Linked DNA regions of Mus musculus: all the other regions are linked to region 1. The links are chromatin loops, found by intact Hi-C in ENCODE. Cell type or tissue: heart. All regions are shown on one strand. Region 1 has its middle 20 kb from the start of Mir6341. Region 2 overlaps Sulf1 (sulfatase 1). Region 3 overlaps Sulf1 (sulfatase 1). Region 4 overlaps Sulf1 (sulfatase 1).

Evidence for each region. Peaks named below come from ENCODE experiments on the same cell type or tissue, not always from the same donor. Only the 100,000 strongest peaks of a DNase experiment are listed, where the experiment ranks them.
Region 2: a loop joins it to region 1, with 8 times the contacts of the local background. A loop is called at or near these places in 5 of 42 quality-filtered maps.
Region 3: it touches region 1 in a loop (2.4-fold over the local background); 2 of 42 quality-filtered maps call a loop at or near these places.
Region 4: a loop joins it to region 1, with 2.6 times the contacts of the local background. A loop is called at or near these places in 2 of 42 quality-filtered maps.

The regions. Positions count from the first base shown.
Region 1 is chr1:12,401,524-12,409,523 of GRCm38, forward strand. No RefSeq gene overlaps it. Among named protein-coding and RNA genes, the nearest start is that of Mir6341, 20 kb to the right of the region's middle. In heart, no CTCF peak of the experiment used is centred here; a DNase peak (open chromatin) is centred at 4,148; H3K27ac peaks cover 267 bases.
Region 2 is chr1:12,761,022-12,769,021 of GRCm38, forward strand. All of the region lies in intron 2 of Sulf1 (sulfatase 1), which reads left to right. Among named protein-coding and RNA genes, the nearest start is that of Sulf1, 73 kb to the left of the region's middle. In heart, no CTCF peak of the experiment used is centred here; DNase peaks (open chromatin) are centred at 970, 3,310, 3,670, 4,710 and 1 weaker place.
Region 3 is chr1:12,695,421-12,703,420 of GRCm38, forward strand. All of the region lies in intron 1 of Sulf1 (sulfatase 1), which reads left to right. Among named protein-coding and RNA genes, the nearest start is that of Sulf1, 7.0 kb to the left of the region's middle. In heart, CTCF peaks have their summits at 3,840 (motif pointing left) and 6,400 (motif pointing right); a DNase peak (open chromatin) is centred at 2,691; H3K27me3 peaks cover 1,455 bases.
Region 4 is chr1:12,714,202-12,722,201 of GRCm38, forward strand. The region is part of intron 1 of Sulf1 (sulfatase 1); the gene reads left to right. Among named protein-coding and RNA genes, the nearest start is that of Sulf1, 26 kb to the left of the region's middle. In heart, no CTCF peak of the experiment used is centred here; DNase peaks (open chromatin) are centred at 1,410, 4,260, 4,840 and 6,180; H3K4me3 peaks cover 1,090 bases; H3K27ac peaks cover 1,308 bases.

The DNA of each region.
Region 1 (8,000 bases):
TGACTTTTAAACATAGCTCTATGAGTCCATGTTTCCAAAAGCCAGTTTTCTCTTTAATGACCACTGTGAAAGAACAAAATTTGAACATAAAAATATTACACTATGTGTATCCCTTGAGTTGAGTCACTGCTCTTAAGAAAAAGAACTCCAGAACTCCCATAAAAGTCCAGTGTTGACTCACTGAAGGTTTATGACTGGGTTGATCTTCTGTGTGCTTTTCTTACAGAAAATGAACTCACTGTGTGCACATTTATATCATATCTACTGGCTTGAAATTAGGCCATTTTGTTATCTTCAAATCTAGAGAGAAAGCTTTAAAATCTTGATGATTTTATATTCATTTTTGAATTAGAACGTTTTATTGCAAAACTAGGTTTTTAATTTGTTTTTTCCAAAGCATAGTCCTGGGTAAACATGTCTATTCTTCATATTCTAAATCAACCACTAAATTTCCATGGCAACATTTGTAAAAGTCTATCTAATGGATCTCTGTTTTCTATCTTGATGCCAGCTAATTAAACTCCAAAGAAACTGAGGATCCATGTGAAAGAGATGCCAGCAGAGACGTGGTTCCTAACGTAAGTGAAGATTTCCTTCAGGAGCTTCTTACTGACTCAGATCTGTGTCTATTTTATTTTTCACAGTTAATTTATATACAAATATTCAATAAAAACTAAAGTAGTGGAATATGTTTAAAGACTATGTCTAGTCAAGCTTAGGTGAGCCTTTCTCTACCAATCTGTTCAATTTTGTTCTCAGTGTTATCATGACTGATAAAATCCTGTCACTCAGCTGGAGTACTGATTGGATCTCTCCTGTGTTTTCATGCAACATAATGATGACTATGTTATGTGGTCTCTGAACTTGAGGAAGACGATTGCTAGCTGGGAAAGAGGGAGATACTACTGTTTTACTTTCATTTCTGTTTCTGTGGTAGGAGGAACTGACAAAAAGCCCCTTAGAGGAGATTGAGTGAATTTTAGCTCACAATCCCAGGTTTCCGTCCATCACTGTGGGGAGGTCAAAGCAACAGGAACTTGATGAAGCTGGCCACATCTCATTCACCACTGAGGAAGAGGAAGATGTGTATGCGTACATCCACAGTACTCTACCAGCCTTCCCTACCCTTACGCAGACTAGGCCCCAAATCCAGAATTGCACCACCCACTTTCAATGTGGATATTTCCACATTATGAAGAAAATCAAGACAGTCCCAGAAGACATGCACCCAGGGTAAACCTGATCCAGAATGTCCCTACATGAGAATCTCTCTTCACAGGTAATCTACCTTGTGTTAAATTGACAATTAAAACTATCACAAGAACTCATTAAATTAATCAGACAACCTAACAAAAAACTATGTGTAACTTCTGATAAACATTGCAATAGTCCAGAAGAGAGAACACTTCCTGAGTGTTATAGCTGTATGTCTCCATTTATGTTCTAACATGATCAAAAAAGCTGACTTCATTGATTTTGATTACTTACTAAAGTGGTATGCCTTACAAAATGAGAAAATCTAATGTTGTATGAGTCAGTTTATTTTTTAAAACTGCTGATTGAGTTTCCTGTTTGTGAAGACAATGGGTCTAAGGTAGTAAACAAAGCAAAGTTGTCCTTCATATGTAGAGAAATGAGGCAAACCTTCACCAATACAAACTCAGAAAAGAGGCTAAAACAAGGGCAGAGCTGTTGTGCTTTCTGCAGGAAGAGCTTCCTGGAAAGAGGAAAGAACTATAAGCATACAAGAACACAGGGGACATGTTTCCAGAATGGAAAGCAGAAGAGACACTGATGTATCAAAATGGATATTAATTTATTAAATGCAATTAACCACTGAACCATTACCCCTCTTCAGCAAAATTGAACAACAGCAGAACATCTCAGCTACAGATATTGGACCAGGCACATGGCTAGAGTCCATGGCACAGTACCGTGACAAAGGTCAGTTTGGAAAGCAGTGGTACTCTAAACAAATAGGAAGGAGAAGCTGGAAAAAGGGAAGTCAAACAAGAATGCTAGGAAGAGACCTCAAACCAGGTGCTTACTCGAGAGAGTTTATTTCTACAGACTACGTTTCTGTATTGTTGAAGGATTTCCTTGGCTTATGTTAAAACTATATTTTGCTGAGGCTATCATGGGGTTTCAGCTGGCCAAAATTTTGATTTCTCCCTCTACTTTGAAACAGTGTGAGCCATTTCTTTAATGAAAGGACAAAAAAAAAAAAAGAAGAAGAAGAAAGAAAAAGAAAAAGGAAAGAAAAGTCCTCACACTTGTCTCTTGGGGGCAGGGGTGGAATCCAAGCATTGCTGATAATGATGTACATGGGTAATTCATTTAACTCTTTCCACAAATCACTCATGCACTTTTCATATTGTCATGTAGGTGAGCCAGGCAGCATTTGTTAACTACCTACTGTTGAGAAAACACATCATTAAGAGCTGTGTGGATACAGCAGTATTGGTGAACTAGTCACTGCCCTCAAAAAAACACATGATCACAGTCCATACAAGATTGATATTTGCTTTTAGGGGAGAAGCAATATATCTCTACAGAATCTCTTATGAGGCTGGGTATCATTCTAGAATTCTCAAGGAAATGCTTTGTCCAAATGAAAACTCTAGGATTGCTATGAAACTCATAATAGATATTAAATTACTGCCCCGGGATAGATGTAAGATGAGCTGAGATCAACTGAACACTCAATGGTGAGCTGAGTTTGTCTGCTAGGGCTTGGCAAAATGTTTAATTTGATGAAGGGGAGGGGTAGATCAGGAGTATTCACTGACGACAAAAGTTGGAAATAACTTGTTTCTGCATTTGGCAGCCTGAGCTGTGCGATTCTCCTCTCAGGACCTATTCCTACAGGAAGCCTCATGTTTGGAAACACAAAAAAAATTTTATGTTTTGCTTAAAATCAAAACCACTGATGAGGCAGCTTCAAGTCTTTCTTTCTCATCATTTTCTACAATTAAAAAGATGTAAAACTCATGAAATTCTCGTTTTTCTGTTTTTGTAGACTGTGCATCTTTTCCATCTTTCCAGACTGTATCTTTTGCTTAAGTTGTAGGTTAGTTAAAGGCTGGCTGCCAATTTTAATAGCAACATACACTGGTGGTGCCCCGTACTGATCAAAATGACAAATAGTCTAGATCTTTTGCAGCCATTTGTCTAAGTATTGTGGAGCAGAGTCCCATCACAGGTCTTGTATTGGTGCTCTTATGAGCTAAATCAACTGTGATAATCTCTCTCAAAGTAGTTCTGTATGGGAATCTGTGTCTCCACCAAAGTCCTGCAATTCTACCACTCAAAACAAGAGCTATCACCACACTAGTGAAAACAAGTAGTTAACACACACTGCATTGATTTGGCCTTTTAAAAAAAGAAGTTTTTTTTCACGTTGAAATAATCTTAAATCTGCAAGAGAATAGCAAGGATGGTCCAGAAATATCTCAGCTGCCCTTCAGCCATCATCCCTAACATTATCACTCTGTTTAATCAAAGAATTCCCAAAGCAAGAAATGGATGTGGATGCATTCCTAGTAAATGAACTAGAGAACTTATTCATATTTCATCAATTTTTCCCACTTATGTTCTTTTCCTTTCCCAAGATCAGATCTAAGATCTTACTTGACATTTGGGTCACTTTCCCTTAGTCCCAAACCTAGTTCTTTGGATGGCGGGAAAGGCGTCTTACGGGCAGTTCTGGTTCCGAATTGATTTCACTGATGCCATGGAAAATCTAGGCTTGTTCTTTTCCCATGAAGAAAGCTGTTATTTCTACGTTCAGTTTGCTGTCCATTTTTAATCTCATCTAACATTCTTGAGATTTTGGAAGGTAACTTGATTGTACTAATTGAAATCTCTTATTTTCCTTTTGACCTCTTAAAAATTGCCATTACCTGAGAACCTCAACTCATGATAAGCAAAGGAAGTTTCTGGAAAGAACAGATTTTTATATTCTGAACCTGTGCCAGGAAAGAGTTTTAGGATGTTTGGTGGGTGTGTACTGAACTGATGTGGGTCCTGGGAAAGTAGTTCTTATCAGGAGGAAACACAGATCTACCCAGCCCTATGATTGCTCATTCGTGTACTGTCAGGAAAAGTGAGCTAAGGACTTTGGCTTATTGCTGGGCATAGACCCCCTGCACACAGGATTTTTCCACCTTAAACTTTGAGGAGATTATCATCTCAGGAGTCATGTGTGCAGAGTCAGGTCTTGGGCACATTTAAGCAATGCCACCAGAGGCTGCCAAAAAACGCACACTGACACTAAGTGATTGGATCCTGTAACAGTTGGTATGTTCAGGCCAACACACACCTCAACCTTCTGTATGCCAGGTTTTTGTGGATAACCCCTGAGCAGATGTGTCTGCTGAGATATTTAGCCTGGCTAGTAATTGGTAACTCCTGAAAGCCTCCTCCTGCAGGGGAAAGTTTGCAAGGTAGATCTTTCTTTCCCTCCTACTGTTTAAGCAATGCAGACTGTCAAATTATACATAGCAGATGGATTATAGTGTGTCCTTTTAGTGACAGGAAAAGCTGTTTCAACATCCTGGCAAAGACAGTGTTGACGTCAAGATAAGATTCCATTGCTTTTCAGTTCTCTTGAGGAAAAGTCTACTTACTTGGTCTGGTGCAACAAGTCACTACAAAAGCTTTCAGTTGTTCCGTGCTGTAATGAAATGACTGGTTATTTCATTAAACCACTCTACCAGGAGTGCTTACAAGCATTTTATAATTACATGTGCGGCTCTGCTAAACTGGTTTGTCTTGGTGGTATATAGGAAATTACAAGTTGCATAAAATTTGTCTATAAGTCATATTGGCATTGTTGGGAAAATGTTCTGTGGATTTAAAATAAGCGAAGGACAGCCGTCTCCCTCTCTTCACTAGTGCCATTAAGGAAACTGAAGTCTTACATTTCCTGTGCCTTTTTTTTTTCTTTAATTTTTATGCCCTCATGTCTTTCCTTGTTCTCTCCCCATGGCTGTTGTCTTTTCTCTATCTTTGTTCTTTCTGGAGATAGCTTTGATTTCTCCCTCATCAGTCATTCTTCAAGGAGTCTCTGACCTGGCTGCAGCTCGACTAGATAAGCTTCAAAGGACTGTCACTAAACTCTGCTATCTGCCGAACAAATAAATGAAAGAAGAATCATATATATATATATGGAAGCTCTTACATTTTCTCAGCCTCTACTGGATTTTTTCCTTTAATCAATTCTGATTTGGGGGGAAAAAGTACTTTCAAAGTGATAAGAATAGTCATTAGAATACAGCTCCCTCTGTTTTATAACCCAGAATTTAATCTCTTACTGTCCTTCAGGAACTTCAGTTGTTTCTTTGTTCTTCAAATAGCTAGTGAGTCACACCGATCTTCTGTTGAATGTGCCTTCCATCTACCTCTTATTTGCCTTTATTTCTACCAGAACCCTGGGACTGCTCTTTTCCAGGCCTCCAGGCCTTGGCAATTACTCAGTGGTTTGGCCTGTCCTGGTCTTTTCCTAACCCCTGCTCTCCTCTGCTAAAATTACATCTGAAACTCATGCTTTCATATTGAAAGTTACCTGTCCCAAATCATATATCTTTTCAGGAACCTTAGCATGGAATTTATCTACAGGGCTAATTAGAGCAGACACAGACTCTACTGACTTTTAAGTTAGAGACATAGTTCCCTGAGCTCAGTCAGCCCCTTGGGCTCCTCTCCCTCACCTCCTCCTTCCCACTTGGAGCCTCAGCTTCTCTAATTCTGTTGTGTTCCCCGAGTTTCATTTCAAAATCTGCAAGGAACTTCTGAGATCTACATTGTCATCTCTTCAGAAATCTTTAAGCCTGCTCCTTCCCAAAGCTTAATAAAAGCCATTCATTTCTTACAAAGTTGAACTTAGTACCTTCACAGAAAATTAATGAGCAGCCCTGTTAACATTACTCCTACAAACATGTAATATCATTTAAAAGACTTCTTAGTATTGTGTCTCATTCCACAGATGCCTCATCCCCCAAGATGTAATTATTGTAGTTTATTTACTGTGATATAGATGTGATAGTGAACTGAGACCTTGAGAGTACCCTTCTTTATGATGTTGCCAAACAATTTCCAGAAAAGTCTTTATTACAGAGGCCATCTCATTCCTCCTGGCTGTTTAGCCACTTTCTTAAGCACTTCCAGTTAAGGACTGATAATATTCTGACTACACATTCCCCTTGCATTCATGTCTACCAATACCCCACATGCCACCCCTAGCAATAGGCTTTCAATTTGTGTTGTATGCCTTGCTTTCCTGCTACTATGCTGTCATTACCACCTCTATGTTTTAGCTTTCCACCCAGAAATTTACATTTTAAATCTCAGAAATCTACCCAGGCCCCCTTAAAAACCTGCTCATTGTAGCCCATTCTGGTTGACTAAATACTCTCTAAATATTCTCTAAATACTCCCAGTGAAGCTTATCCTCCATGAATGGTGATATGAAGGTGGAAACTTTGGGACAATTCTGCCATGGGAGCTCCACCACCATGAAGGAATCAATGCCATTGCTGTTAGAGCAGGCTAGTTAATCTCACTGTGTGGAACTCTCCAGTATATTATATCACAGCCGGAAGACTCTCATCAGATTCAGATCTTTGGTTTGAAGCTTCCAAGCCCCTACAATGGAAAAAAAAATTATATAAATTATTCAGCCTCTGGGATTGTTTTAACAGGAAAAATATAAATACAACAAAGTACCAGAAAGTCTTACATGTGTTGTCACTTATGACATTACTACCTATGCATTCCACTACATTATTATTTGAATTTATTATTGTTCACATATCTGTATATATTTCTGTCATATATAACTTATTTCTTGGGCTGGAGAGATGGCTCGGCCATTAAGAGCACTGACTGCTCTTCCAGAGGTCCTGAGTTCAATTCCCAGCAACCACATGGTGGCTCACAGCCATCTGTAATGAGATCATATGTGTGATCTGGTACGTCTGAAGACAGCCAACAGTGTACTCACATAAAATAACTCATTTCTCAAGCATACCATGAAATTCAAAGAGCTGAAAATCTAAGTCAGTGTTGCTTAACTCCTTGATCTTAGTCACAATCATTTATGAGAGGAAATAAAATTAGGGATTCCAAACTTTTTGAGGTTCAGAAAGAAAATCCTTTCAGAAATCAATAATTACAGATAGTGCTGTGGATAAAGTGATTTTTGCTCAACCATGAGACCCTGACCCTGAGCTCAGATTGCCAGTACGCTTGAAGACAACTGAGTATAAAAGTACTAACCTATATTCACAGAACATCATAGGATGATCCATGGAGCTTGTTGACCAGACAGCCCAGCAGGATTAGCAAGTTACAAGTACCTTGAAAAGTCCTGATTATAAACAAGATATAAAAAGAGTGTTAAGGAAAAACATTCAACCTCAACTTCTGTCTTATACACGTTTACATCTGCACACACACATGCAATATAGAATTTCTTCTGTGACGCATATGAAGCACAGCAATGAGCAGCATAGCATGATGAGTAGTGGCACCTATAACCAACAGCTCTCAAATTGATCGTAAGACACCCATCAACAGGAAGGAAATCAAGCATGGTACTAGAAACCTAGGGCTGGAGAAGTCATGGATCCTGGAGGAGAACCTACAACTGCCACTTAACTAAACCAGCATAATCCCTAACTGCAGTCAAAATATTTGTCCTTATGCCCACCAGTAGGCGTAGTTCTCACCCTCCATCAGTGAATCTTCTTTTGCCACATATGAGAATCATTACAGAAAAAGCACCACTTAAATGCAGTGAACAGGAAATTGTGTGTTCCCTAGTTCCAATTGACACATCTACAACGTAATTCCTGTACCTGAGACTCAAGATTTGGGAAGAGGGTGGAAAACTTCTTTCTATATTACAGCTATAATGTAATACATTGTATATTTCCAAAGCATTAGATATTTGATACGTTGGAACAATAACTTGTTGAATACTTGACATACTACAAATA
Region 2 (8,000 bases), 360 kb after region 1:
TTGGGCATTTATCAGCCTTTGAAGCCATCACTTCTGCTGGGGGAATGGGAGGCAATTTACTCTAAATCATATTTCAATAGGAAGTGGGAGTATGGGAGAGATGAGGGGATTTCTAGAACACCAGATACCAAAGGGAAACAAATGGTTCCCACAAAACAAAATCTGTAAGCCAGGCATGGGGGTGCACACCCCTGGGGAACCAGAGACAGGGAGATTCCAGGCCAGCTTGGGCTACATAGCAGGAAAAAAACAAATGCTAGCATTTGCCGCTCCAGCATTACCATCTTTAAAATAAGATGCTAGTCTCATATCCCTACAAATACAATAGAAATACAAATACAATACAAGTAGATGGTTGGCTTAAATATGATGAGGATTCTAACTGAAAAGTCAATGGGGAACAGATACTAAGACATACATGTAACTGCCAGGGCATGGCACACCTGCCCTTATCCGATGACAAATCAGCAGGTCTCTGCTCTCACTACCAGCCCTCCTACCCATTCCTTCTTACTACAAACATTGACTAGTTTAAACTTGGGTCTCATCTAAATTTTCCTAGCATCAATGCCATGTTTTACACACAGCATGTCACCAGTCCTCATGCTATTGTGGACTCACCGCACCTGTTGTCTATTTGGTACAGTCTCCAAGTGTGTGTGTGTGTGTGTGTGTGTGTGTGTGTGTGAAGCCAGCCTGGGCTCCACACTGAGATTCTGCCTCTAAAACGTTTATTTTAAGACACAGGATGGAGCTGCAAATCATAGACTTCCACAGATGTTTTTCCAGGAGTCCCTGGCGTCATTCACCAACTTCTATTCTCTTAGAGCAAAATACATTTTTCCATCATTTAAACCAGAATGCCAAAATCACAAGCCACAGAATCAAGGCATGGCTGGAAAGCCTGGTGAGATGGGGCAAACCACCTCCTACCCAGCCTGATCCTCTAGGGATACTGGGAGGCTTCCTGGGGAGGGGCCCCAGCATGTGACTTCCTGAATGTTGGCTAGTCTCCCACCTACTCACTACATGTGCCACCTTGAAAATAACAATTTAACCTCCAAGTAGAACATGGAGGAAACAGTGTCTGCGCCAGGTCACATCTGGTTTTATCATTAGAAGCTGTGGTTCACACTGCACTATGCCCATTTGAGAAAGGATGGACATAACTCTCAAGCTCATCTTCTCTGTGTTTCTCTGCAGAAAGAAGGCTATTGGCTTCTTCATTCTTTCCCAAAGCAGGTGCAGGCACTTGATGTCTGTGCATTCCTCGCAGCCTTTGGTATATATAGTAAGGCTCCTTAGAGGTTTGTTGAATGAATGTCAATACCCTAGCTGAAAGATGCCTCTTATGCCCAAGGTATCCATAGCTTCATACATTGAAGGCTTCTTAATGATATCATCCTAGGATCCTATGGAATGAAACACTATTATTATTAATTATGTGTGTTTCCCCTGTACAGTTTCAGAATCCATGTTAAACAGATATACAAATACACAAATAACTAGCTTTGTCCCCTCTCAATATGAATGTGGGCAGCATACTTCAAGAGTATGAATAATTTCAGAAGGCTCTGCCTTGTGCTTAATCTAACCTCTCCTCCCACCCCCCAAAGACAGGATTTCTCCATGTAGCCCTGGCTGTCCTGGAACTTGCTCTGTAGACCAGGCTGACCTTGAACTCAGATATCTGAGACCTCTGCCTCCCAAGTGCTGGAATTAAAGGCGTGCGCCACTAGGATGCTCAGCATATGGGTGCTGGGGGTTGAATTTAAGTCCTCAGACTTGAATGGTAAGCTCTCGAAGCACTTCACTGACTGAGCTATTTCTCCAGCTCCTTCCTCCTCCTCTTCCTCATCTTCCTCTTCATCCTCCTCTCCCTACTTCTTTTTTTTTTTTTTTTTTTTTTAGATTTATTTATTGATTATGTGTAAGTACACTGTAGCTGTCTTCAGACACACCAGAAGAGGGAGTCAGATCTTGTTATGGATGGTTGTGAGCCACCATGTGGTTGCTGGGATTTGAACTCAGGACCTTTGGAAGAGCAGTCGGGTGCTCTTACCTGCTGAGCCATCTCACCAGCCCTCTCCCTACTTCTTTCTCTTCTTTTTTAGTAAAGAAAAAACAGTAGCCAGCCTGTTCAGCTTGCTCTTGTTTGGTTTGCTAGCTTATTTGTTTTTAGTTTACCTTCGTTTTCTTTTTTCTTTTAACCCTCCAACTCTTAGCAGAGGCCTTGGCTCATTCATTTTCTAATGGGATGTCAGAGAACAAAACCTTGCAGCAGGTTTGTGAACTAGGGCCGTCCACGACTCTAAAGGTTAAAGAATTCTAGCTTTAGACTGATAATACACTCAGGCCAGAACCACAGTCTGCAGATGACGCTTTCAAGAATCCACCCCAGCTTGACAGGATGTTCTGTGAGTTCTGCAAGCACTGGTCTAGGAGGGAAGGGAGGGGTGCTGAGGCATGGTGTCTTTGGAGAGAAGTTTGGAGACAAGAAGAGCAGAAATACCATCGGGTTAAAACCCCCGACCCTGGTCTTTCTCTTTGTGAGCTTAAATTCATCTCTGAAACAGAGCAGTAGCCAGCTTTAGCCCTGCAGCCAGATACCTCACACATCCAGGGCAGTCTTTAAAATGACAAAACTGGTACATCTCAAGTGAGTTCCTCCTTCTGCCCTGGCATCTCAGCTGGCACCCTACGTGCTGGACGGCTGAGAGACCACTTCTGAATCAAATGCCTTAGCCATTGCTCAGGGAGAGAGTAATTTAAAAGTTAAGAAATGGCTTTCAGAATGATTGATAATAAAACCTGACTTGCTCATTTTTCTCATTCTTTTTCTTTCTCTTCCTTCCTTTTTCTACTGAATGAAATTGTCTTGATTTTAAGGCTTAGTGAGAAAAGAAAGACTTCTAAAGATGAAGGGATCTCATGCTGTTTGAAAAAGTATTTAAATGTCCCAATCTCACAGCCTACAATGATATGCAAATAAGAAAAGATCTTGTCTTCAGGGGCTTAAAATCTGCCAAACATGAAAGACTGGGTAGTCAATTCACTTTGTTCCTTCTGATACTGAGACTGAACCCAGGGCCTGGAGCAGGCTAAGCAATTACACTGCTGCGGAGTCCTGCCCTCTCTAAAGAGTCAACTCACTTCTCAAAATAAAACTAAGATGAGAAAGTATCCCTAAAAGATGGTATATCACCATCTAGGCTAGTGTTTTATTACAGTAGTGTCCACTAAGCTAGCTTCCAGATTCCAAGTGAACTTGGGAGAGGAACGGGTTGTCCATTGGCAGAGAAACACACAGGCAGTCCCAAGAGTCCAGAGAAGGAACACGAAGTTTCTACGGAAGTGAGGTAGATACATAAGAGACAGAAAGAAGTTAAAGAAAACTTTACTAGAGTCTAAACCTTCTTGGCACACTAAAAAGAACCCAGCGTTTTAGTGGAGGTGAAATTCATTGGCTAAATATCGGGAAATTCTTTAAACCGTAAGTATTTTAACGTGAGAGCCAAGAGTGAGAAGGCATTGGATTTTGAACAGGGGAAAGCATGGTTCTGTCAGCATCGAAGAGTGCCTTAGCGCCTGGACGAGTGGAATGTTATTTGTTTTCTTTTGCCTGTTTTTTAAGGCTATGGATTGAAGCCAGGTCCTCTCCTACGCTGAGTTTCCTTCTTCTGGGCTGCACCCCTCCCCTCTGATCTACACCCGGAGCCTTCAGGAAGAAAGATACTTGGGCTCCTGATTTGAAAGGGTTGGTTCGTGATCTAGCTGCTGCGTGGGGCATGTGTTATCACATTTTGTCACGGCAAGACTGTGTGTTATAAAGGGAATGTTTGCCTCTTGGCAGCAGGAAGTAAAAGGGTTGGGATCCCAAATCACTCTATTCAAGGTCACAGTTTCAGTGACCTACCATGCTGTCACCTGTCTGTCTCCCAAAGATCCCATAACCTCTCTGAGCATGACAGCTAGTGATCAACGTCTCAACGCCTGTGGGAGACATGCAAGACCTAAGCTGGCACTAGTTATATAGTGACGCCTTCATCAGAGTCACATGCTGTGTGTTTGTATGTCAGCCTGTCTGTCTGTCTGTCTGTGTGATTTGAGACACGGTCTCACTCACTCTGAGGACTTGCTAGTCTTAAATTCACAGAGTTCTGCCTGCAGCTGCCTCTTGAATTCTGGGATAAAACGTATGTGTCATCATTACCAGCATGGTCTCTCTTAATTTAGCCAGATTATCATGAACTCAGTTTTCTGTAATTCCCAGAAGTCTCTAAATCAAGAAGCTTTTAGCCTTTCCTGCATGACACCCACTGCTAAAGACTTCTTAGAAAGGTTTCAGGGGAGAGAGGGAAGGGAAGAAGCAGATAAGTATGAGTCTCTGGAAGGGAGAAATAGAGAGCAATTGAGCAGGATAATGGGGGCGGGGTGGTCAGTAAGAAAGAAACGAGAAAGGTTGCATTGTACATTAGTTTCTACCGAGTTCATCAATGTCAATGTCAACAGCTGTCATCTATGTACACTCGCAAGTATACGGGTAAAATTTACCACCGACCCATGAGACAATTGCTAAGCTAGTCTAAGGGAAGAGTGACCTGATATTTCCATTGACAAGCACAAGAGTTAACTAGATCTATCTCTTCCCTGGGGAAACCAAATCAGAACAAGCAACGGAAGGGCTTTTCCCTTCTGCACCACACACTAACCCAAGACCAGCCGGTACTCCTCCCAGGAGAAAATGGAAATACAGACTTGGCCTTAGTGAGAGAATTTTTTTCAATCAGCTATAGTGACTGTGTCACACATGGGAAGGAAGGAAGAGAATGTAGAAAGGGAAGATACCATTTTAGCAGTTGTCTCATTAAAGCAAGGGCACTTATCACCAAACATGTATTTGAAAACAAAGCCCAGAAGTTCCCCCAGGGAGATGAACTTGTAAGGAATGCGTTTGAGAGTGTAAAGAACATCTTTGCTTCTAATTATTTATTAAGAAGAGCAAGCTGTTCGATAAAATATACAGGAATGGTGAAGATGTGTGTGTATCAATTATGATGTCTGCATTCTATAGGACAGAGTACAATACCTACTTTTTAGGGGGGCGTGGTTACTATTTAAAATTTCAGTGTGTGTGTGTGTGTGTGTGTGTGTGTGTGTGTGGTGGGACATATGTGTAGGTCAGAGAACAAGTTTATTCTACTTTTATGGGTTCTAGAGCTCAAACTTGAGTTGTCAGATTTGCATAGCAAGTGCTTCTATCCTCTGAGACATCCCATCAGCTCTGACATTGACTTTTTAACTACATGTAAAAGCATAGAAACATAAATGCTTTGATTAAAACTGTGGGCCCGCCAGTCAGTAGAGGAGAGATGTCAGAAATGGAGAATGACAAGGAAGTAACCCTTCTTATGGGGCCAAGGCATTCAGGCTTGGGCCCTCTTTTGACTCTGTGGCCATCCATGGACGGATGCTGGCCTGACAGGACTCTGGACACCATTTCTCTTTAGGTGAAGACCCAAAGTCAAATGCCTTCCTCTTTCTCCCTCCCAGCTCATTGATATGCTGTCTCCTAGAAGCCTCTACTGGAAAGGCCAAGGGTTCTATACACACTGGAGAAGGCAGGAGAGGGCATCTCAGAGTTAAGTCCTGTGTGTGACATTGACCAAGTTCTTCGATTGGAAGCAGAGCAGGCATTACTGAAAAACAGAAAGTAATAAAATAAAGAAGCATGGGAGGATGCTGCTCTGAATTATGTGTAATGCACATCACCAGTGTCATCAAACTGTGCATTCTGTGTGAGGTCCCAGGAAAGAGGCTGGAATGAGGCCCAGTGGTAGAACACCCTTAGCATATACTTGGTTCTCCTCGAGGCCTCAATGGTTCAGTTCTAAAATGAGGTGCAAACAACTCAATTTAGTCTATTCTAGCTTTTTGCTTCTCTCGGTTTTTGGTTCTATGAGGCAGAGATTGCAATGATCAACCCTTGTTGTTTTCCTATGAGAACATTTCTGTTTTATTGAGGGGGGGAGGGAGAGGAGAGAGAGAGAGAGAGAGAGAGAGAGACTGAGTGAAGATGCAGCAGAGTGGCAGAGTACTTGTCTTATGTGCAAGGCTCTAAGTTAGATGTTCAGCACCAAACAGAAAAAGAGAAGAAAATAGAACAGTTAAGCCTTTTAAGAAAATCTTCTACTTTTAATACTTGAGTCTTATACTTGCAAATTAATTGTTGCAGTACTTAAAAATCAATGCAGCCCACTTGACTCTGGAACACAGCATCCCAGCATCTGCTCTACTGACTGTGAAGCTTAAATACATTGAGATGTGTCAGGCAACACACACACCACAAGTGAGTCCAGATCTGTCCCTTCTCTGCCTGGGGAGGCTACAATGGCCAGAGTGTTCTTGTGCCATCGGTAGCCATGTCTGCGTAGCCCAAGGTCTTGCACGGCAGCACTATCCTTCTTTTCTGTGATACCATATGAAGCAGTTTGAGAATTATGGTGTAGACTAGGCAGAGTTACCAAGTGACTGTAATTTCACAGTGGTTAAACATAAATCCAATTAAATGAAGTAGTTTGGTTTGTGGATTCATATGTTTTCTTCTAAACTTTTCTATCTTATCGATGATTACTTTAGATTTTAGAAATTGACAATGGATTCTGTTTCACACGTCTAAGAATAGAATGCAAACTGCATATTCATCTGAGTTTATAAAATCTTAGTTGACGGCAAAATTGAGACATGCAAAACAAATTCTTTTTTAAATTCCTATAAAGTATAGAAATCTTGATGCCCCTCCCTGAGACTGAATTTTTAAAAATGCAATTTAAGTAAAAGCAGTGTTCCTATTTGCAACTGAAAATTAAATCAGATCATATTTATAATAGTCAAAGGGGAAAAGAAAAAATACCTACAGATAATAATGATACATTTTAAATGTTTTGTTTATAATTTGTTTTTATTTGTGACACTCCCTTACTCTGTAATGCATGTTGGCCTAGAACTAAATCACAATCCTCCTGCCTCAACCTTCTGAATGCTGATAAGTTTTCTAACCAATAAAAATATAAGGCAAGAAAATAAAAAAATGAAAATGTATCGAGATTCATACATAGCAGTTGTTGGTGTTACTATCTTCCTGTTCAACATTAAGATTTTGTATTTAAGTAAGACAACAGTATAAGTGTTTGCTGAAAATACTGATATATTCAGAATCCTCATGTTGAGAGTTTTCATATCTTTGGCTGTAGACCATGACCATAGCCCTCTGGAAGGAAAACTCAGGAAGAGTGTGGGCAGTCTGCCCAAGCTATTGTTCTGTTACTGTTCCCATTTTATACGGAGGCTAATGAGCCGTGTATACTATGATAAAAGTCCACTAGAATCTGGGAGGTTATAAAGAGTTCATTTTTGTTTTTCATTCCCATGGCTTATGAAGAATTGCTAACACTCTTTGATTGACGGAGAAACTTTAAACTACCTTAAACGTTACTTAAATATAGTTGAGAACTTGTTACATGAAAAGAGAGGTTCACATCCCGCTGGTCCCTACTTTGTAATTACACATTATCTGTGTATTTCTCTATACATTTATTTTACTTTATATTGGTATTTAGTCTACAAGTATGTCTGTACACCACATATATGCCTGGTGTCCACAAAAGTCAAGAGAGTGTGTTAAGTCTCCTAGAACTGGGGCTACATGACTGTGAGCCATCATGTGGGTGCAGAAAATTGATCCCAGGACCGTCTAAGAGAACAGCCATTGCTCTTAACTGCTGAACCATCTCTCAGAGCTCCAATTCTCTATTTCTCCAAATCTCTCACTAAACACAGGCTATTGTTTGTCCTGTTCCAAATATAAAACAAATGCCTCTGTTTGGATTTAAAAAACAAATGTTTTCCTAACATTTTAAACCTAAAGTGGTTGTTGAGTGAGGAAACACATTTTTTTTAGTTAAGAAATGTCAGTGAGATTTTGACTGCACATAAAAGAA
Region 3 (8,000 bases), 290 kb after region 1:
ATGGTTCAGCCAAGTGGCAAGTGTGACACTTTTCTTTTCCTAACTCCCTGCGCATAGAGTAAGGTTTCGGATTTGAAACTTCTGTTCTTTCAGTCTCAAAGGGGAATTTCCAATACTGAGTTGTGTATAATATTGGATGTCCCCAGCCTTTGCCATGTGAATCAGGCCACCTAATGGTTCCAGTCAGGACATCTGGTTCTCCCCCCCCCCCCCCCCCGCCCCCCCACGCAAAACTGCATAGCCAGAATGAATTTAAGGAGATTTCAGCTTTATATGCTGATCTAAATATTTGTATTTTTGTCATTATTGACATTGGAACAAAGAGGCTTTGTGTAAAGTTAAATATGAGTCCATATGATTAAATCACCTTTATGTAAGATCTGTGGAAAAAAAAGTCAATAGAAGGTATTTTGCAGGGGAAAAAAATGCCTGAAAATGTTTCCTGTTTAAAAATATTTTCAATTCAATCTCAATATGCTGGGGAGGAAGGGGGAGCATGTGAGTTCCTCTCAGCCTCTTCCCTCCACCCCAGCATTTCACTCTTCTCCTCTTCCCTACAGCCAATCTGTCATCAAATCCTAAGAGCCCTTCCTTTAATATATCTTCCACATCTGGCCTGCAGCTACTGCCCCAGTGCAATGATTCTCTTACATGTGGGCTGTTGGAACAGTCTCCTAACTGGTCCTCTTTGTCTCCATTTCCCTCTGTTTGTGAATGTGCTGGCAACTGAGGCCTCAGGCACAGAAAGCCAGGTATTCCTCCACCGAACTACACCTTTACATACTGGTCCACTGATAGTTAGCCTCAGTTTTCCAGCCATACTCCCACCCCATCCCACAATAGTGAAAACTGTGTCTTGACCCCAACTACAGTGACCAGGTCAGTGTCCACACATAAGTCTCTGTCCTAATTATTTGCATCCCTGTTGAGTGGGAAGTGAGCTCATATCATGTATGATGTTCATCTGGAGGCCTTGGAATGAAACCCAGGGCCTCTGTGTGCTGAGCAAGTGTTCTCCACCGAGCTACACTCTAAGGCCACATGGTTCTTTCTGGTTCTACATTCATAAACCTGTGTATGAAAAGAATCATTTCACTCACCCCCCTCTACTTACTCATCTTTCAGAGTTTTAGCTTGATCTCTACATTCTCCCAAAGGCCCCCCATCCACTCACACTAATGGGAGCCTTCCTTCTCTCAGTGCTGGTCCTTAGCTAGTGAGTTATACATGGCTCTTCAGGTAAGGTGTAATGTTTTACATTCATCTCCACATAGTGTGTTCTCCAGCTCACAGAGACACTCAGACATTGAAGGAGCTTTCTAGTAACCTCATTCAGAGCTGTGAGTCAACTCTTAGTGCTTTCTCCTCATCTGTCCATTACAAAGGAGGAACAAGCATGAAACTCAATTGATTTTATTTTAAGAGCCCTTAGGGGAAGCAACACTTGTAATCAAAATGTGAAATTATTGTCCCAAGTCGAGATCGTTAGGTAAAAAATTTCCATTTACTTCAACATCCCTTGATGACTCTGATAGGAGTTACACCTATGACTTGCCCCTCTGTCACTTAAAATACCAACTATGGCTGTAGATCTGGATAGTCCAAGCCCATTTTCTAATCCAGAGATGATATTACTTGTCTATACAACCTTGAACAGGGGAACAAACAATGGTTAGTTACATGTCTGTAAGATGGATAAAGGGTTACTTAGAATGTTGTGAATAAAGCATTCCACATCTATTAATATATCACAGCATATCCACTATTGGATGACTAGGAACCATGACCCACAATGTAAGAATGAGTTGTCTCCGTCACTCCATAATTCCTTCTATCTCGGCCTGTGCTCTACTCAGCATTTCCAAAGGCAGGGGAAATAGAGATGGGAGGGGTGGAAGAAGAAAGGTAGTTTGGACCATGCATTGATGGATCTGTGAGGTCCACCCTCTGTGATGGTTCTGTGAGCTGGTGATGCTGCTTGGAAGAGCAAGTCCTGGGTTCAGCACTAAGGATAATAAAGGGCACGGGCAGCCAAAGCAGACCATTCTACAAGAGCCCTTCTCTTCCTTCTGACACATAATCTAGAAAGAAACCAAGAGGGTTTAAGAAATGGTTCAGGTGTTAAGAGCACTGGCTATTCTGTCAGAGGATCCAGGTTCAATTTCCTATATCTATACAGTGGCTCCAGTTTTAGGGAGTCTGGTGCTATAGTCTAGCTTCCATAGGCATTCAGGCAAGCAATTTAAAAACATACAGGCAGACAAAACACATAGACACACACACACACACCAGACTAAATAAACAAAGGATTTAGGTCAGGCTTCCAGAAGTAATTGGTTAAGAAAAACAACGTGTAGGCAAGACAGAGAAGGAATCACCACCTCTAAAATTTAACACAAAGCTGCATGCAGTCAGCCTGAGTCCCTCGTTTGTTCCCGGACTCTGTATTTACCAGGGAACATGGAATCTTCCATTGCCACTTTTTTTTTTTTCGGGAAGTACAACAGAGCAAGAAATTCTCTCACATAAGCTTTGTATTCCACGTAACAAAATGTGCTTGTGGGCGGACACTGGTCATTTGACACATTTTCAGGAGCCTGGAAAGGTCAAAGGGCCTTCTTTCCACTCTAATCTCCTGGGCTGCCACTGCAGTAGGCCAGGAACTGGGAAGAAACTACAAACATCACCCCCAACACATCCTACCTCTCCTCCCACTCCACTTAAAACTCGATGCCCCGCCTCTGCGAACTCCCTTCCCCTGCAGACTTGTCTCCAGAACTTTGAAAAAGAACTGACTCCTAATTGCCTGGCTCGGTTTTCAGCTGTACCAGCCAAGCTATTCAACTTTGCCCTCAAAATATGTGGCTCCTGTATTCCCAATTAATAATGTACTAACGTCTTATTAATTTATAAAAGGCTCTATTTTCAAAGTTCAAACCTCGCCTGATTTGGTTTTCCCTGAGATTTTATTGTGTAGCCTAGGCTGCCCTGAAACTCAGGCTCTTCTTGTCTCGGCCTCTCAAGCTCTGGGATTATGGAGATCTGGGGTCACACTGTCAACATCCACTGTAATATCTTTTCTTGGTTCTACTTTTTGTTTGTTTTTAACAACATGAGTGCCAACATGAGAAACACTTTCTGTGTTTCTAAGGTACAGAGTGACACACCTCTGACTAGCTGCAGTGGCCAAGGCTGGGTCAGACACTTTGTTTCTGCATAAGGAGTCTTCATTGTCAAAGGTAGAGTCTCCCAAAATTGATCTGGAGATTCGTATTAAACAAATCGCATCACCAGGTTAAGACTTAGAACCAGGAGGAATCTGGGAACTGCCAAGAGCCAGGTGGCTCTTGTTTAAATAAAGAAGGCTGTCCTGAGGCGGCTCAGTGGGTAAAAGCATTTGCCACACAAGCCTGGCAACCCTAGTTCAATTTTCAGAACCCATGTGAAAATAGAAGGCGAAAACCAATTCCCAAAGATTGTTCTGTGGCAGCACACTCATGCACACTCAAGCACACACACAATAATAATTAATACATTTAAAAGAAAGATTTTCCTTGGGAGAGCTGAGATTATTACAAGTTCAAAAGGCTAGCCTATGCTACATAATGAGCTTTCTAAGGTTACAATGAACTCAGAAGCTTTAAGGAATTTTCTAAAGAGAACTGTGTATTATAAGATGGAGAATCAACACTGAAGCACCCAATTATATATAATTTGAGGGCTCAGAGATAACTCAGGGAGTAAGAGCCCTTCCTGCTCTTACAGAGGGCCTGAGTCCCAACACCCAGACAGCAGTTGCAGCTCTCTGTAACTTCAGTTCCAGGGAGGTAATGCCTTCTTCTGGCCACGCTGGGCATTGCATGCACACATTAACTCTTACACTACACACAGAAATAAAAATAATATTTTTAAAGTATATATTTTGACATGAGAGAAATCAGCCCTGATATTTTTCTTCCCCTATGTGTGTAGTTTTGCTTTTGTTTGATTTCTCCTGTTTTAAGCTTTAACCAATTCTTAGGTTGCCACAGGTCTAGTCTTCACCTGATATACAGATTGTAATTGTGAGATCCTGCTTCTGTTGTTGCAATGAGCTGAACTCGTGGTTTTGGCTTATTTTTGTTTGTTACTCTTCTTCTATATAGCGTTTCCGCTTCAGAAACTACAGAAAAGTCCAGAAGTGGAATGTTTCAAGAACTTGGGAAAATCTTTTATTTCTTTAATGAAGGCTCTAATACCATCCAGTCTATCTCGTTTTTCTGGGCAGTTATAACATCCCTTAAAAAGCAAAGTGGAGCCTGAATGAGGGCTTTCAGGTCTTCACTCTGCTCCTATGACAGAACGTTCTAACTCAGGTAATATGGCTGGCTGTGTTAATTCCAAGTGCTGTCCTAGGCTGCGAGCTTCAGGAGAATCGCATGAGCTAGGGAAAGGATTATTTGGATGCAGAGTGTGTCCTTATTGATGATACTTTACAAGTGTGAGCCTGTGACTATTATTTTCAAAATGTGTACCACAAATATAGCTTAGCTCCCATCCACCTTTCCACAGCATAACATGCTCCCTAAAGAGACTTCCTGCCTGTACAGTGCCTCCTCCTTAACCTTCACCTGCCCACAAGTAATCGTCTAGTAAGCAGAAAGAAAGAGCTTCCTGGAGGACAGATGGGCTGGGCAGCATCCAGGAGTTTGGGAAAGTTCAGCTTTCATCTTACAGAATGCACATCCCAGAAGGAGAAGCCCCCACAAATCCTGTTCTGCACCCCCCCACCCCCCAGAGCTTCATGCTGGTCAAAGCAAGGAAGGTTTTTGGAACGTGACAGATAGTAAAGTTGTAGGATATGTACTAGTTTTTATTTGGCATACCCCAGACTTCCCATGAATTATTAAGTCTTTTCTATCTCTGTGTTTAGGGAAATAGGAGTGCACTCATCATGAAACAGAGCAGACTCCACTTTCTAGCTGTGGCTTCCATGTTCTAACAAAGAGTCACATTCGGACTAACTCAATAATGGGTAAAATCTGCGAACACAGGCTGACAAGATGGCTCAGCAATTGTGCACTCATGTATGGCCCCCTGCACCCAACACACACACACACACACACACACACACACACACACACGCACGCGCGCGCGCGTATTCTTCTCTTGCAAAGGACCCACGTTCAGTTCCCAGCACCTACATGGCCATTTACAAGTGTTTACAGCACCAGGTTCCAGAGAAGCAGATGCCCTTATCTAGCTTACTTGGGCACCGCAGGTATGTGGCCTGCTTACATCGTGCAGACAAAACATTCATAAATATGAAAATAAATATTTAAACTATGTGAATGTAAATGCATACCAATAGAGTCCAAACTGACAAAAATCTAACTCTGATCATTGATAGATATGAAAGAGGAACCCAACCTATGTTTGCAGAGCTAAGACATTTCCCCTTAGACTAAAAAGAATCTTTTCTAAGATTAGAAACAAGAGGGGCAAGGAGAAGAAGGGGGAGAGGGGGAGAGGAGGGAAAAGAGATTATTGATTGGCCAATAAAATTCTGGTATTTCTAAGTTTGGGAAAATAATGACTTTTCAAGTCAGAACACCAAACTACTTCTACAAAACACTTACAGTTCTCTTCTTTCAGTTAAGATAATGCTGGTGGAAAGGAATGTAAATTTAAAGCAAGTCCAGAGGCAAAAGAGATAAAATATTTAAGTTGCTTCTACTCATAAACCTTCAGATTTTACCATGGAAGAGCTTGATTGATAGCCTCTTACAGAATGTATAAATGACAAGTTTTACAAATGATATACACACCCACAGACTCCTTTCTTCCCTACAAAACAAGTAGTTCTTTAAAAAAATGTTAATTGGTGCATGGTAATTGGACAAATTTGTGGAGTCAAGTGTGACATTTGACCCATATTTATAATCTGCAATGATCCAATCAAGGTAATTAACATACAGCATAGTTCTGAATTTTAAGATTTGGGAACACGTTCCCAAAGGAAGTTGCTGTGCACCCAAGCCTGGCCCTGAATTCTTTAGTCTCCCATTCTAGCGCCTCAGAAGTCTTGTTTTTTCTTTTTATTCATTTTCTGTCAGTCCTGTAATTGCCTTTTTAAGACAGAGGAAGCATTCCTCAGGCGCACAGCAACCTAATGCAGTAGGTGGATTCCAAGCTTAGCTACTGTTTTCTTTAAAGAAGACAACTGCGTTGATCATTTCATCGTCTTGCGCTGTATCCTCGGGACACTATGCCCAAAGGACACAGAGCTTGAACTAGTCTGATTTGCGATTGAAATCTATTTCTTTAAAAACTTATTTTATTTTAATTATGTGTGCACCTGTATGTGTGCAGGCTTATGCGAGCACACATGTGTTTGCTGGTGCTCATGGAGGACAGAAGAGGGCACCAGACTCCCTGCAGCTGGAGTTACAGGTGATTGTCAGCCATTAATGGTGCTCTGAACTGAAGGGTAGTTTTTTGTAAGAACAGTATGTGCTCTTAATTGCCAAGCCATTTCTCCAACCCTTGAAATGCACTTTCTAGTTCAGGAAAATGTATGGAACATAGAGACTTGACAGCATTTTGGTTCCTCAAAAGAGACTTGGGTTTCAGTCAAGTTTTTAATGAAGACTTTGGCCTGGATTTTATTATGCAACTGAGTGCTCTGAACCAACTACTTTGGATCCTTTGGGAGAACCGCCAGCTAGAGTAGCAGAACCTGTAACCCACTTCTCACTCAGAGTTGCCTGGCATGAGGGCATGATTGACATGAGCCAGTTTATATTTGAAAGCCATTAATGGCTGGCAACTGAACTGATGAGACTCCAGCACAAGGGTAGAAGACCTAATACCCGAGCGATCGCTGAAGTCAGATCAATAAGGATCACGTGCAATAGAGCACTCAGCTGGGCTGCATAGCCTCAGGCTTTCTCCAGCCCCCACCTAGCTCAATGGGACAATGTCTTGAGGGAAGGCTCTTTAGTGAAGTCAAGGAACACAAGCTACTATTCAGGAACTTACATTGAAACGGGATCTTATGTAATGCAGGGCAGCCTCAATCTCACTGTACTGAGAGGATGGTCCTGAACTTTAGATCCTCCTGCCTCCGTCCCAGAAGGGCCAGGATAACAGGTGTGCACAGCCTCATTCAATTCTCTCAATGACTCAATTTCAAATTTCAACTCTGAGATGTGTTTCTGCAGGCTAAGCGCTAGGCCTGTCTATTAGAGTCACAAAGGATTCTTGAATTGGAGAAGTTCAGAGTTCTTAATAAAAGAAAAGAAGTAATGAAGTAGAATGAAAAATAATACCTATGTGGTCAAAACACATGTTGTCATGGACTCACTTCCTTGACACGAAAAAATAAACATGAAAAATTTCATGTAGGGCCGAAGAGATAGCTCAGCTGTAAGTGTTTGCTTTGCCAAGTATAAAGTTCAGCCCCCAGAATCAACATATAATAATAACAATAACAATAATAATCTTTAAAAGGTCAGGTGGCTGCATGTGCCTGTAAACCAGAGAGGCAGAAACAGCTCTGTCCTTGGGGTTCACTGACTGGACCAACTCACTCAGCTTACTTGGTGAGCTTCAGGCCAATAAGAGACCCTGTCTCAAAAACCAAGGTGGATGGTACCTGAGGAATGACACCCAAGATTGTAATCTGGCCCCCACAGGCATTTGTGCCCGTGCACACACATACACACACACACACACACACACACACACACACACACACACACACAGGTGAGTACAAGAAAACATGTTTAATAACTGTCCCTGTGATTAGACATTTTGCTCCAAGAATATGGATTAATATTCCGGTACCAGTCTGGTCTGGTCTACAACTGAATTAGAAGCAGAATCTTAGGTCTGTAGGAATAGCCAAATCTAGGCTGCCTCTTTGGGCCATGTGAATTATACTTCACAGTGAACAAATAATAAACTAACAGGCACATTTTGTTGTTTCCTTGATAACTTGTCAAGACTCGAATGGAAAT
Region 4 (8,000 bases), 310 kb after region 1:
AGGGCACTATTTAGGAAGAAGACAGATACCATCTGGAGTAGGGGGCAGCATATGGGACAATGACAGGGGGTAAATACAAGCAAAATAGAATGACAGGAAAATGTCACAAAGAAACCCAGTATAGAGGTACATGCCTTTAATCCCAGCACTTGGGAGGCAGAGGCAGGCCAATCTCTTGAGTTTGAGATCAGCCTAGTCTACAGAGTGAATTCCAGGACAGCCAGGGCTACAGACAGAAATTTTGTCTTGGAACAACCCCACCACCACTACACCCTCCAAAAAAGACAAAAAAACAAAAAACAAAAATCCAGTATTTCATACACTTACTAAAACTAAACAAATTCAGTTAAAAAAAAATAAACAAGATTTTAAAAAGAACTCACTACTTAGCCTTGCCTACTCAATTCTGCAATCCTCCTGCCAACACTCCCAGGGTATCCCATACCCAGATGCAGATGGGCTTTGCACGAACACCTTTCCATGGCAGGAGAATATCGTACATGCTGCTCAGAGACACTTTACATCTTTATTTTGTAGACTGAGACATAGAGGAAGGCACTTCAGGCCTTCTCATAACCCTCCAAGTGATCTGTGTCCTGGCAGTGGCTTGCAGTTTTCCTTTCTCCACCCACAAAGGGGAGATTAGGTTGTTGTTCAAGAATGACAAGCATTTCATATTTGGAAATGACTAAATAATAAAGTGCCTGGATTCTATAGAAAGGAGAGAAGATTAATTTCAAACCAAAGTCTAGTGCAAACATGACCTTTCCACTGTAAATCGCACGGCCAGGAAAGAAATTACATCGGAAGGTTTGTTTCTAGGGCTGAGAATTTGGGAATATATTAATAATAGGATGTCTCAGGTTAAAAAAAAGTTTATTATAAGCTGCCATCTATGGAGATGAGAAAAATTCCTTCTGCTGCTTTTTCCTGGAAGAATGTAGTTAGTGGATTTAAATGACAGTCATGAAAGGGTCATCTTTTTATTCTTTGCCTCCAGGCAGGACTGGAGCTAAAGCTTGCTCAAAGAAAGGGAAAAAGCTACTGACCTCCCAGACCTCTAGGTGAGCAAAATACAAATTAAAAACAGCAGATGGCAAAGCTCAAGGGTATAGAAATTAATAAAGGTTAGTTCTGGTTGACATTATTTGAGCTAAAATTTATTTCTACTTGCGAATAGCATAATGCTTAGCGAAAGTCTAAAGATGGTCTGTTTGGCAATAGGTCTGTGTAATAAATTCCTTTTAGTATTAGTATTAATGTCTGGTCATTGTTTTGTTCTCTTAGTTCCACCCTAGAGCTCTGGGGACATTTGAGCTCACAGCACTGGACGCTGAGCAGTGAAGATCCACTTAGTCATGTACTCACTGCCTGGGGGAGGAGGCTCAAGACCAGATGCACTCTGGGACTGGGAGTACAGTGAATCACAGAACCGGGGGAGGCTAGCTTTTTGTAGCTGGGATGGAGTGTCTGTGTCTAGCCAGAGAGAGCTTGCAGGGGAGAACAGGGTTGGCTCCTTTGACAAATTCCATGGCAGGACTGAGCTGAATGAAGCCCAGGAAGCTGAGTTGAGTTGATGACTGGATGATGTATGCTGATCTGATTGACAGGGGGCCAAGCCAAGTGGAGAGTCCTTCCTACTAGCTGGACTGCAAATTTGGGGAAAACAGAGGAACTTGTGGGTTTGGGTTCAATGAGGCCCCAAGATATCAAACCTAGTCGCTTATACCACTAATACGAGTTGGAATGATGCCCAAAGAACAGACAAGCCAGCACGGGCAGAAGTCCGTGGAACCATGATCCATAATGAATCTTCCCTCCTTAATGATTGCTTCCCTCAGAGATTGTGTTCTAGAGATGAAGAGTGGGTTACCACAGCCAGGCTTGGTATTCCCATTGGTAAAACAAAGGTTAAATGACTGTATTTCAAGATACTAGTAGGTTACTAATGCTCATTAGGGGACTGGGGTGATAGCTCTTTCACGGAACCTGGATTCTATCCCCAGGACCCATATGGTGGCTCACAACCATCAGTCCCAGAGGGTCCAATGCCCTCTTCTGCCTTCCAAGCTATTAAAAACAATGAATTTATAAAATTCTTAGGCAAATGGATGGATCTGGAGGATATCATCCTGAGTGAGATAACCCAATCACAAAAGAACACACATGATATGTACTCACTGATAAGTGGATATTAACCCAGAAACTTAGAATACCCAAGATACAATTTGCAAAACTCATGAAACTCAAGAAGAAGGAAGATCAAAGTGTGGATACTTCGATCCTTCTTAGAATGGGGAACAAAATACCCATGGAAGGGGTTACAGAGACAAACTTCAGAGTTGAGACTGAGGAAGGACCATCCAGAGACTGCCCTACTGGGGAATCATCCCATAAATAGCCTCTCCCTTTTAAACTTACATTCTCAATCATTTACACATGGGAATTCTCAGTCATTTAAACACGGAAGGGGAACCACAAACAGGTATAAGTCTATTTCAGACATACCCAGAACAACCAACCTGTGGGTAGGCTCTTCCATAACTCAAAAGACACAGGTGAGATTCAGTCAAGCTGTAAGATGGATTCAATGCCATCCAGATTTGGTTGTTCATACCTTTAATAATCAATGGGGAGGCAGAGGCAAAGGAAGGTAGAAAATCTCTGTGAGTTCCAGGACAGCCCTGGCTACAAAGTGAAACCTAATTACTCAAACTAATTCAGTAAACTCAGTAAGGTACGGACTGCAGTTCTGAGCTGACTCGGGCCATCAGCAGGATCGGACAAGGAGGGAGCTCTGGGAACAGTAGCAAGATGCGTTGTGGACACTAAGACAGGAGAGAAATTGGGGTGAGCTTTTCCAGGGGAGCAGAGATTTTAGATTTTAGGAGCCAGAATGTGAGTGTAAGGTCCTAAACATAATGACTGTTAAATCTACCTGTTGAGAGTGATTCATTTTCTAAGATGCTGCCGGGTAGGTGATACTGGAGGGCGGCACCGGAAGGGGAAAATTACTGTACAAACACAAACTGTGAGCTTTAAGTGACAGGATAGGAGTCTTTACCCCAGAACGGGAATGCTAAGAGCAGGCAAGGGTAATAATAATCTCTCAGCGATTAAGAGCACCGACTGCTCTTCCAAAGGTCCTGAGTTCAAATCCCAGCAACCACATGGTAGCTCACAACCACATGTAATGAGATCTGACGCCTTCTTCTGGTTCATTTGAAGCCAGCTACAGTGTACTTATGTATAATAATAAATAAATCTATGGGCCGGAGCGAGCAGGGACTGAGCGAGCCGAGTTGACCGTAGAGAGTGGGGTTGTCCTGAGGAAGCAGAGGTCCTGAAAATTCCTAACAACCACACGAAGGCTTACAACCATCTGTACAGCTACAGTGTACTCACATACATAAAATAAATATATAAAATCTTTTAGAAGGAAAGAGAGAGAGAGAGACAGAGAGAGACAGAGAGAGAAGGAGGGAGGGAGGGAGGGAGGGAGGGAGAGAGAGAGAGAGAGAGAGAGAGAGAGAGAGAGAGAGAGAGAGAGAAAGAAAGAAAGAAAGAAAGAAAGAAAGAAAGAAAGAAAGGAAGAAAGGAAGAAAGAAAGAAAGAAAGAAAGAAAGAAAGAAAGAAAGAAAGAAAGAAAGAAAGAAAGAAAGAAAGAAAGAAAATACAACAAAAAGCTAAGAGATGAGGACCATGGTGGCAGGGAACTTTCTCAGATGACTCTGGCTTTGGGGGTGGGGAGTTGCTCTCACAAAGGAAAGAGCAGGGACCCAGACAAGTTTCAAACAGAACTCCACAGAGAACAGGAGATTCTCTGCAAACCACCATTAGGAAAAGGAGACCAGGAATAATGAGAACAGAGCACCGGGTCCGGGTTTAAGAACGATCAGTGTTTACAAAGTACTTGGCCTCAGGAATGCCTGGTTTTCCAAAGCCCACATCTTCCTCATCCATTCAGTCCTGCCACAGCTACCTACTGTACTGGATGCTCCAAGCGCCAGAACCGCATGCCTGGAAACCCTGACTCCCTCCCCGCCTCCTCCCTCCCAGCCGGCCAGCTGCAACTCAGTTTGTTTGCGGAGGTTTGCATACTCCTATTGGGTTGCCTGATGGTGGTTTTTTTTTCCCAGTCAGTTCAGCAGTGTCCCGAAATTCACCCCCAGTGGAACTTGTGCCTCTGCTCCTCCTCTTCTTGGAACTGCCTTTTGTTTGTCTGGCAGAGCTGGGTCTATGGGGGTGTGTGATGATAATAATACGCCGGGCTTATATAACTGCATCTTGCAAGCACTTCGCAGTCAGTCCCTAATGAATCTTGGAACTGGTGTCAGGTCGGGCAGTTTTATCTGCAAGTTGGAAATCCGAGGCCCAGAGGCCAGGAGAGAGGGCGGCTGGGATCAGAGGCCAAGCCTCCCTCCCTGGCTCCTGGAGCCCCGCAGAGGTCAGGGCGATAAGGAACAATGACTCTCCCATTCAGGAGGAGGAAGGAAGTCCCTGCTGCCACCTAATCTCTGCTCCTCTGCTTCTCCCCTGCTCCCGAGCCTTTTCTCTAGAGAAGACTTTCAAGGCGACTTTTGTAAGTATGATGATCTACTTTTGCTGAAAAGAAAACAGGTTTTCCTTTCTGCCTCTTGTTCAGTTTATGGTTTTGTGATCCTACCCCTACATGAGATGCTTAGATGATGGAAAACGTGTCTCTAGCCAAACTTCACCACCCTCCCAGTTTGGGCTCTCCTAAAAATACTAGAAGAGAAAAAGATTTCAGACGATAATTCACTTGACAAAATAACACCCGGAAGAGGCTCTTAGATTGACCAGTGCATTCTAGTCTAGCCTAGCCTGGCTACATTACAAGCAGGCTGGCTCCAAGTCCTTACAGGAAGGAACCTGGTTACTCACTTGGTTCATTGGGCAATGCAGAGATTGTAACTGTCTTCATTTTCAGTTTCTCTGTTTCGGCTACTCACAATTTCAGGTAAATATAATTGCTTGACGTTTCTTTTTATACTATGAAATAAACTTTCACAGGAGGCTTGAAACTTCTGCTGGCTTCTGTAAACATAACAAACACAGTGACTTCAGTGGGCACATTAGCTTTCATTAATTTTTTTTCACTGTAGACCAAATGGTTCAATATTAAAGACGCATGGACAAAAGCAACTTAAGTGCTGGCAAAGCCCAGAGCCAAATTATTAAACTTGCTCTCCATAAAGAATGCATCATTCATAAAATATTCAGCTCGGGGATGTGGCATGTGGCTTTTAGATGTCACCTCTCTCCAGCCCTGTAGAGCAACAGAGTGAGGTGCATGCTCTGAACAGGTAGAACTACTGTTGCTAACGGAAGGCCGTGGGAATAAAGTTCTGTTGGAGGTAATTGTATAATTTGCATTGGTAAAGCCATGACTGTATCTCCTCATATCATGAGAAATGGAAAATTATTATTACTCAATACTGTTTTGTGAAAGAAAACTTAGAAATCTACAAGGATGCCTAAGGTTGAATGCTCTAAGCATTGTGATTAATCCACTAAGCTGTCATTTGCAGCACTAGACAGACTTGTGTCCTGTATAACAGAGTTGTGCGTATGTGAGTAGCTCTCTCTCTCTCTCTCTCTCACTCTCTCTGTGTGTGTGTGTGTGTGTGTGTGTGTGAGTAGCTCTCTCTCTCTCTCTCTCTCTCTCTCTCTCTCTCTCTCTCTCTTTTATGTGCAAAATGGACCAAATAGAAAGATTCCTTGTCAAGTTTTAAAGATTTCCTTTAAGTCAGATGTGGTGGAATGCCTGCAATTTCAGCATTCAGAAACCTGAGCCAGGAGGATCGTGAGTTCAGGACCAGCTGAAGATACATGGAAGAGCTTGTCACAGGAAAAAAAAAATGCAAAAACGAATAAGTCAATTATTTCAATTAAATTTAAAATTCTTATTTAAATTATATTTCTACTTCAAATTATCTGTGACTATCAAGAAATTGTAAGATACAATTGAAGCTGAGCCCTAGTTCTCTTACCTCTACATTGGGATGAAATCCATCAACATTCTATGTCAGGCAGGGTCTACAAAGACCAGCCCTGTCATGTCAACCTTAGCCTCAGTTACAGCAGAGGGGACACAGGCAGATAAGATTCAAGTCGGAGTTTGTGTCACTGTCACCTGAGGACCAGCAGTAAGATAAGGCAGCAGCAAGACCTCTAGGAAATGAGCCAAAACTCCACATCCCCAGGGGATGAGTGTTGGAAGGACGAAAGGAAGTGCACAGAAAAGTATCTAGTGCAGGAAGAAATACAGAAAAGTATCTAGCAAGGAAATCATATAAAAAAGTATTTAACAAGGAAGTAATATAAAAATAATTATCTAGCACGGGAAGTAATGTAATATAGAAAAGTATCTAGCATGTAGTTTGAACACTGCGCTATTTTAGTACATTTGGTGCTTTCCTATTTGTTCTTGCTTTCATCTTTTTTAAGATTTATCTTTATTTATATGTGTGCCTTTGGACCTCCTGGAGCTAGAATTACAAGTGATTATGAAATACCTGATGTGGATGCTGGGATTTGAACTTGGGTCCTCTGGAAGAGCGAGCAGTAAGTGCTCCTTCCAAAGTCCTGAGCCATTTCTTTAGCCCCTGCTTTCGTCTTTTACTTCACTTCTTCGATGGATAGATGGCACGCTGTGTTAAGCAGTAGCAATACTCAGGTGGGTAAAGTGTCTCGTCTTGGAAGAGTTGTTGTTCTGAGGAACAGATCAAAACAACAGATAATCCCATAATAGTTAGCTTTTTTTATATATCTGAAAAGGAATTGTGTTCAGGATTGAGAGAAGATGCCCAATTCAGACTGTTACTTCTGCCTGAGGAAGCCAGGACCTTTCACAAGGTGATGGTGATGGGCTGGGCTTCAAACAATAAGCAGCTGACGGGAAGAACTTTCCAGAAAGGAAGAGCACTGATGAACAATACAGAGAGGTAGACTAGTCTATGAACTAGTCATAGCCTGGTTATTGAATCCAAGAGAGATATGTCAGCACAATGTTAATTCTAGTGAGGCACACATCCACAGACGAGCTTCTGATCTGCAGTTTATAGCTCCACCAGAATATATTACTAAGAAACTTGCAGGTATTACTAGTTTATGTGCACAGGTATTTTGCCTGTATATGTCAGTAAAGGTACCAGATAACCCATAATTGGTGCTACAGACAGTTGTAAGCTGCCATGGAGGGGCTGGGAATTGAACTGGGGTCTTCTGGAAGAGCAGCCAGTGTTAACTGACTGAGCCATCTCCCCAGCCTCTGATAGTGTTAATTCCTCGGGCTGCTGTTCCTGCAGCAAACCCAGGTCAGTGGGGGGAAGCATCTGTGGCCCAGAACTCCTACTCCTCCATGTCCACTATTTTGGGGTCTGCTTTTCACTCAAAGAAGAGACAAAAGAATTTTTGTAGAGCTGGGAAATGGAAAGCAGATGTGACTCATAGTTTAGAAATATTCTTGCTTATTTGTATTCGCGGTACGGGAGATGAAGTCTAGGACCTTCTAAATGCTAGGCAAGGATTCCACCCCAGAACTACACCCCGAGTCCTAGAAAGATTTTGTCTGTGTCTCCTATTGACCATATGAAGTATGGGCTGTGCAAAGGCCAGTGAGCAGAACTCTGCAAACTAGGAGAACTGAGGAGAGACCATTGCGATCAAATGGGAGGTGTGAGGCCTGGGCTGTGAAGGTGGACAACAGACTAAGATTCCAGACATTTTTTGAAGGTATAAAATTCATAGCATGGGCCTGGATGAACAGAATGAAGGGACAGAACATTTCTAATGTAGTTTCAGATGTAGGCAACTGAGTAGCTAGCTAGAGGAGGACACAATGGAGCAAAAGAAGGTGCAAGCTGAGAATAGAGTTCATTGACATTAGCAGTTAGTAAGGAATTGTACCATTGAATAAAGATAGAGGGGTCTCTCTCTCTCTCTCTCTCTCTCTCTCTCTCTCTCTCTCTCTCTCT